Regions from separate parts of the Homo sapiens genome. Here region 1 is linked to region 2. A link is a contact called in ENCODE Hi-C or POLR2A ChIA-PET data. All regions are on one chromosome and are shown on one strand. Each heading gives the region's core, a stretch centred on a gene start or an enhancer-like site at or near the end of the contact. The rest is flanking DNA. Distances are from core to core; before and after follow the strand shown. Region 1 has its middle 43 kb from the start of BMPR1B-DT. Region 2 has its middle 41 kb from the start of PDLIM5.

Region 1 (3,619 bases), core at 222-2,721, 300 kb before region 2:
AACTACATAAATTGGTTCTTTTTAGGATGCACAATCCATGAAATAATAGCATGAGCTCTCAAATGATACTTAGAGGGTGTCAGTATTCCAACAATTGTGGAGCAAGTCTTAGATTCAGTATCTTTATTCCATAAACAGCAATTGGAGCATATACTATATACCAGAGAAGATTAAGGCTTAATAAACTCCAAAGTCGTGGATTTCTTCACTTTTGACATTTGACAGAGTTTTTGTGAGAAGAGGACAAAATGAAAAAGGAGAATAATGGGCATGTTTACATGATTTGGGGAGTTTGAAGTAGAAAGTTTAGACCAATAGATATTACCTCTGAATAACCTCATTGTGCCATTCAGTCAGGCTGCATATATATATCATAGACTCAAGAATATTAGGAAACATTAAGCTAAAGAATAAAACCAGAGACTTCTGGCTTAAGGAGATAGATTGAAAAGAATTTTCTGCTGCTTAATACTTAACAAAGATAACTGCATTAAAAATAAAAAGATTATCTGACATTCACTAAGTGCTTACTCTATGCCAGGGATGGTTCTAAAAGCTTTATCTGCATTAAGTGCTTTGATCTTAACAGCAACGCTTTGAGGAAGGCACTTGACAGACTGGAAAACTAACATAGAAGCTAAATAGCTTCACGCCCAGTCTCATTGAGCAAAGAGCGAGACTTGAAGCCAGCAAGTGTGGCTCTAGAGTTTATGCCTTTATCTATTCTACTACAGCTGCCTATCATAGGTTTTTTAAAAAATGTAAAAACCGGCCGGGTGCGGTGGCTCACTCCTGTAACCCTAGCACTTTGGGAGGCTGAGGCGGGTGGATCACAAGGTCGGGAGATCGAGACTATCCTGGCTAACACAGTGAAACCCCATCTCTACTAAAAATACAAAAAATTAGCTGGGCGTGGTGGCGGGCGCCTATAGTCCCAGCTACTCAGGAGGCTGAGGCAGGAGAATGGCGTGAACCAGGGAGGCAGAGCTTGCAGTGAGCCGAGATTGCGCCACTGCATTCCAGCCTGGGCGACAGTGTGAGACTCTGTCTCAAAAAATAAAATAAAATAAAATAAAAAATGTAAAAACCAGCCAGGCATGGTGGATCACGCCTGTAATCCTAGCACTTTGGGAGGCTGAGGAGGGCAGATCACTTGAATCAGGAGTTTGATACCAGTCTGGCCAACATGGTGAAACCCCGTCTCTACTAAAAATACAAAAATTAGTCGGGCATGGGGGCAAACGCCTGTAATCCCAGCTACTCAGGAGGCCGAGGCAGGAGAATTGCTTGAACCCGGGAGGTGGAGGTTGTGGTGAGCCAAGGTTGTGCCACTGCACTCCAGCCTGGGCAACAGAGCCAGACTCCAGCTCAAAAAAAAGAATAGTAAAAACCAACATGAAGAAAAATTCATCAAGCCACCAAATAAAGAAAGAGGCACAATGTATTGCAATAAAGAAGCAGCTGATTCTGGAATGAAGTGACGCTAAAGGACATAGCTTGGCTCTGAATCCAGCCCTCAGCTTTCCAGAAACCATGTTGGTAAGTTCACAAAAATCTGAGAATTCCCACAAAAACTTCCAAATATGGAGGAAAGGAAACTGAGTTGGTTTTATTACCCTATTCCTCTTCTGACTGAGGAACAGTGGCAAGGACTAAAGGGGAGAAATGGGTGAGACAGAAAACAATCCAAAGCCCAAGAACACTCACTCCCCATTGTGAATGGTATTGAGCCCTAATTAGTTGGAGTGAACCCTTGTACAGGATATGTAATAAAAGTTCAGGAAAAAAGTGCAGGACCCCAGGTCATCTAACACAGCCTGCACACTCCTCCCATTCCCCACCATTTCCTTAAGGTACAGATAAAGAGTAAGAACATATAGAATCTCAAGCAGTCGGTGGGAAGCAAAAGAAAAAAAAAAAAGAAAATCCAGAAAAAAATAAAATTCAAAACACAGGAGATTCCTTTTGCATTGTTCATCTTAATGAGAACACTGAAACTAAAAAAAGATCTTAACGATGTGATTATACAACCAAGTCGGATGAAAGAAATATGGTGGTTAAAGTGAAACAAAGTTAATAGATAGGGAAAACAAATGAAGTCAGCACCAAAATAAGGATAATTGAGGTCTCTGAAGCAAAGACCCCACAAAACGAACAGAAGATATATTCAAATATAGTATATTACAAGAAAATGTCTCTAAAATAAAGGAAAAATCTATAATTGCAGGATACAGGCTATTCTTCAGTAAAATTTAAAATGGAAATCTTAACACTCATCCTAGCAGTTACTGAACTGCAGGTTACAGACATACACACACACACACACACACACACGCACACACACACATGCACACGTATATATATTCTACTCAGAAAGAAAAATCAGTTTAGACTTTTAATCTAATTTACAGCAAAGTTCAGTGCTAGTAGTCAATGAAGCAACATTTACCAGGCTCTGAGGAAAAGCATGACCCATAATTATTATAGTCAGGAAAGATATTCAAATATGAATGCAACAGGTAGAATTCTCAAAGATAAAGAAAGCACTTAGAAATACAGCCCCCTGGGACCTTCTGAAAAAAACATTACTTAAATCTAGCCTTTAAGAGTTGAAGCAAAATACAAAATTCTCTATAGAGAATATATATATCAGAATATAGAATATAAACATACTCAGAATATGTAAAATATATATTATATATACATTCTACTTGGAGAGAAAAATCAGTCTAGACTCTTAATCTAATTTACAGCAAAGTTCAATGCTAGTAGTCAACGGAGCAACATTTACCAGGCTCTGAGAAAGACCATGACCCATAATTATTATAACCAGGCAAAATATTCAAATATGAATGCGACAGCTAGAATTCTCAAAGATAAAGTTACTTAAGAATACAGTCGGCTGGGTGTGGTGGCTCACGCCTGTAATCCCAGCACTTTCAGAGGCCAAGGTGGGCAGATCACAAGGTCAAGAGATCAAGACCATCCTGGCCAACATGGTGAAACCCCGTCTCTACTAAAAATACAAAAATTATCTGGGTGTGGTGGCGTGCACCTGTAGTCCCAGCTACTTGGGAGGCTGAGGCAGGAGAATTGCTTGAACCCAGGAGGTGGAGGTTGCAGTGAGCCAAGGTCCCGCCACTGCACTCCAGCCTGGCAACAGAGCGAGACTCCATCTCAAGAAAAAAAAAAAAAAAAAAAAAGAATACAGCCCTCTGGGCCCTTCTGAAAAAAAATTACTTAAATCTAGCCTTTAAGAGTTGAAGCAAAATACAGAATAGAGAAATAGGGAGCTGTGATAAAAGCTGATGGTGGCACTAAGTAAATTTAAACACAGAAATTAGTAAGAATGGGAATGTGTCCTATAGAAGAGAATGTTAACTTTATAAACCTGGGCATTAAAAAAAAAACAATAAGTAAATAAATTCAAGACATGAACTGGGGGGAAAGAGGCATTGTGAGGGTGTTCATGTCCCATCTTTTGTAACAAAGGGTCAATTTTTACTTCATTTTGTTTTTTAGAAACAGGGTCTCTTTCTCTCTCCAAAGCTAGAGTATAATGCCCCAATCATAGCTCACTGTAGCCTCAAACTCCTGGGCTCAAGCAATCCACCCACCT
Region 2 (3,215 bases), core at 490-2,989:
AAGGGCTTTATTAACCTTTGATACACTTGTCAAAGGCAAACATAAAAAAAAAAAAGCAATCCCGAAGAGCCTCACCATTTTCCTTCCTGTTATCTATGTAAGATGAATATGCTTTTCCAAAAGCAAATCAGTAACTTTTTCTTACGTTGTTTTGAAGACTAACATGGCTCACTCTCAATTATCAAATCTGTCCTGAAATAATTATCAGTGAGTCATGAAATGACCTTCTTAAACTGAGTCTATGTCACTTGATCTGTGTTTCCAAAGTGTAAGGTTAATTTTCCATGTCCTTGAACCTTAGTCATGTTAAGTTAGGCTACAGAAAAAATGGGGAAAACAAATGAAATCCTCTACATAATCCTAGAGATGCTTACAAGACTCAGAGGTTTCAAGGATGGTATGAAAATCATTGCAAACTTGTTTACATTAAAATTCCCAGTAAAAATTTGGAATTGCAGTAACTGAGGAAAACAGGAAAGGCGGGATTTTGTAGACACTTAACCTCCTTTGTAGCTTTCAATGGCAGAGTATCAGAAGAAATAACACAGGTCATGTGTCAAGAATTTTAAGAAGAATGTTTTTAACATTAAAATTTAATGTATTATCTACAATTGCTAGATAAGATTACTCCTACTGTGGTAACTGGCAAGAAACAATGTGAGTAGAGGCGTGAGGAAAATTGGAATATAAGAGAGAACTGACAAGTTTACAATATTAAAAATGATATTAGGGTGGGCATGGTGGCTCACGCCTGTAATTCCAGCACTTTGGGAGGCTGAGGTGGGCAGATCACTTGAGGTCAGGAGTTTGAGACCAGCCTGGCCAACATGGTGAAACCCTGTCTCTACTAAAAATACAAAAATTAGCCAGGTGTGGTGGCGGGCACCTGTAATCCCAGCTACTCAGGAGGCTGAGGCAGGAAAACTGCTTGAACCCTGGAGGTGGAGGTTGCAGTGAACCAAGATCACATCATTGCACACCAGCCTGGGTGACTTTGTCTCAAAAAAAGAAAAAGAAAAGAAAAGAAAAGAAAAATATTAGTGAGGACAAAAATGTCCACTTTAACACAAGGGAAAACATTTTCTGTGTCTAAAGGAAATAAAAATGAAATGGCTTCCCCAGATCAAAAAGCCTAGACAAATGATTCAAGCTAAGCCCTGATCCTACTTCTGAATTCCAACTCAGGCATAGCTTAAGAGTTACAGTAACTCTTCTAAATTCATCAGAGGAGAGAGTTGAAACATGTTAAGGCTTTGATTTAAGAAGCTTTTCAATTTTAAAATTTATAGTTTTAATATAAACTATATTATATATATATATAGTTAAGTAACTGTTCATGGAATTGGTTTTTCAAGAAAATATTTATTCTTTATTAATAAGTTAGAAGTCACCATGAATCAGACCATCATTCTGAAATATTGCCAACCAGCATGTTTCTTTTCCTTCCTTCCTTCCTTCCTTCCTTCCTTCCTTCCTTCCTTCCTTTCTTTCCTTCTTTCTTTCTTCTTTCTCTTTCTTTCTTTTTCTTTCTTTCCTTTCTTTCTTCCTTCCTTCCTTCCTTTTTCTTTCTTTCTTTCTGACTCTATGTTAATCTTCTCTGCATCGTTCAAATTTTAGTGTATGTGCTGTCCAAGGCCTCCTTCTCAAACTTATGTGGGAGAAGGCAATCAGGGAGGGGCCGGACAGCCTCGTCCTCACTTGCATGGTTGCACGGAATTACGAAGAGCTGAGTGCACTCCTCCTGCTGCCCTGGGCTGCCATGACCAAGTCCTGTATTCCTTATATGGATGCCAGTAGTGTGCTCCTCAAAGGTCTGTGCTCCGTGGTATTGCGCCAGCTCAGCGTTGGCTGTTCTCTAGGGAAAAAATTGTGAAACTTCATAAACCTGAGTTAGGATTAGAGACTACAGATGCCAAGTCATAGTTCATGGTTGAGTGCCGACAGTAAACACCCAAGAAAGCGTGTATCAGGATGAAGGACATCTTACTGATTCGAATTTCCAGTGTCAGAAAGGTGAAGTTTTCCCTCCCAACCCCTCATACTCGTTAAAGAGTAACCCCCCATCCCTTGAAAAGAAATGAACTGTTAAGCAACGATGATTTGAAATTCAGATGGGAAAGTTTCTGGAATAAGGTTAAAAAAAATCCACCTTCACAAACAAAAAAGAAATAAAGCATTTAAATCAATGATAAATGAAAATATAATTTGGGATGAAGAAAATCATAGGATATGAAAATAGGGAAAGAAACACTGAAATATTAGAAAAATACAGAATATAGCAAAGAGAAAATAATTCTACAAATTTAAATGTTGCTATCATTCAGTTTCTTCTTATTTTTGCCTTTTTAAGTATTCACTAAATTTGAAATATTTCTATTGATGGTCAATTTAATATTTTTACTGGCAACTTAAACTCTTGGCTAAACTTCCCAGAGCTATTTATGGACATTTTCCCTTGCCTGCCTATAAAAACACATCACTGGAGTATTTTTAACAGCAAAGTCTGTATGAAACAGTTTACTTTCCTGACCTGTCAGATACTCATGGCTGTTTCTAAGTAGCCTCATTTGTAAGGCCTTGTGGATTTTTGTCCAATTGGTGTCATTTCAATTTAAAAAAATGTAGTGGTATATTCATTAAGAATACACTACCTATGGCTAGAATTCCACTTTACAAAATTCCATGCCACTGCAGGCATTTTTGTTACTTCCAGAAATAACTGTTATATCTAAGTGATCCTCAGGGAAGGATTTGCCATCTCTTTGATAAAATTGAAGTTGTAGACATGTTCTTTTTCTGCAAGCTTTAGCATTGTTTATATGTAAGGAGTGGAGAGCAACAACAACAAAAAGAAGTGTAACCTTATCTTTTTCAAATAAAATGGGCTATGGGGGTGTTTTTGAAAGGTTATAAAATATTATTCTCTACCTCTACACAGGAATGTATTCACATCATATACATCAGAAATGGCAAATTAAGGTTCATGGCAAGCGCCAATTGATTTTCACTGATTAATTGCTAGTAGCTGCCTGAAGCATCATACTGAGGAAAGTTCAGAGGTTTAGTTCAGTTTCAGGTAGAAAAAATGCCATCCTTTCAACATTTTCAAGAATTAAAAAAAAATGAATTTAGAGGAGTTATGGTCATGCTTGGCAGGAAGAAATAGTCTAGTCAGCACAGAGATACATGTGTCACCCACTAAAGAGTATTATTAT

Evidence for each region. A loop is a pair of places that touch in the nucleus more often than their neighbours do. ChIA-PET counts read pairs that join two places held with the same protein, here RNA polymerase II (POLR2A).
Region 1: a map of HCT116 shows a loop between it and region 2 (2.4-fold over the local background). The contact joins two enhancer-like sites. A Hi-C loop is called at or near these places in 3 of 168 maps with a recorded cell type or tissue (HCT116, endothelial cell of umbilical vein and mammary epithelial cell). POLR2A ChIA-PET finds 5 or more read pairs at or near these places in 1 of 52 experiments (AG04450).

Annotation. Positions count from the first base shown.
Region 1 is chr4:94,712,919-94,716,537 of GRCh38, reverse strand. No RefSeq gene overlaps it. Among named protein-coding and RNA genes, the nearest start is that of BMPR1B-DT, 43 kb to the left of the region's middle. Within about 2 kb of position 1,471, at least 2 of the 41 ENCODE cell types and tissues checked have a DNase peak (open chromatin) inside an H3K27ac peak, as active enhancers do.
Region 2 is chr4:94,409,440-94,412,654 of GRCh38, reverse strand. No RefSeq gene overlaps it. Among named protein-coding and RNA genes, the nearest start is that of PDLIM5, 41 kb to the left of the region's middle. Within about 2 kb of position 1,739, at least 12 of the 41 ENCODE cell types and tissues checked have a DNase peak (open chromatin) inside an H3K27ac peak, as active enhancers do.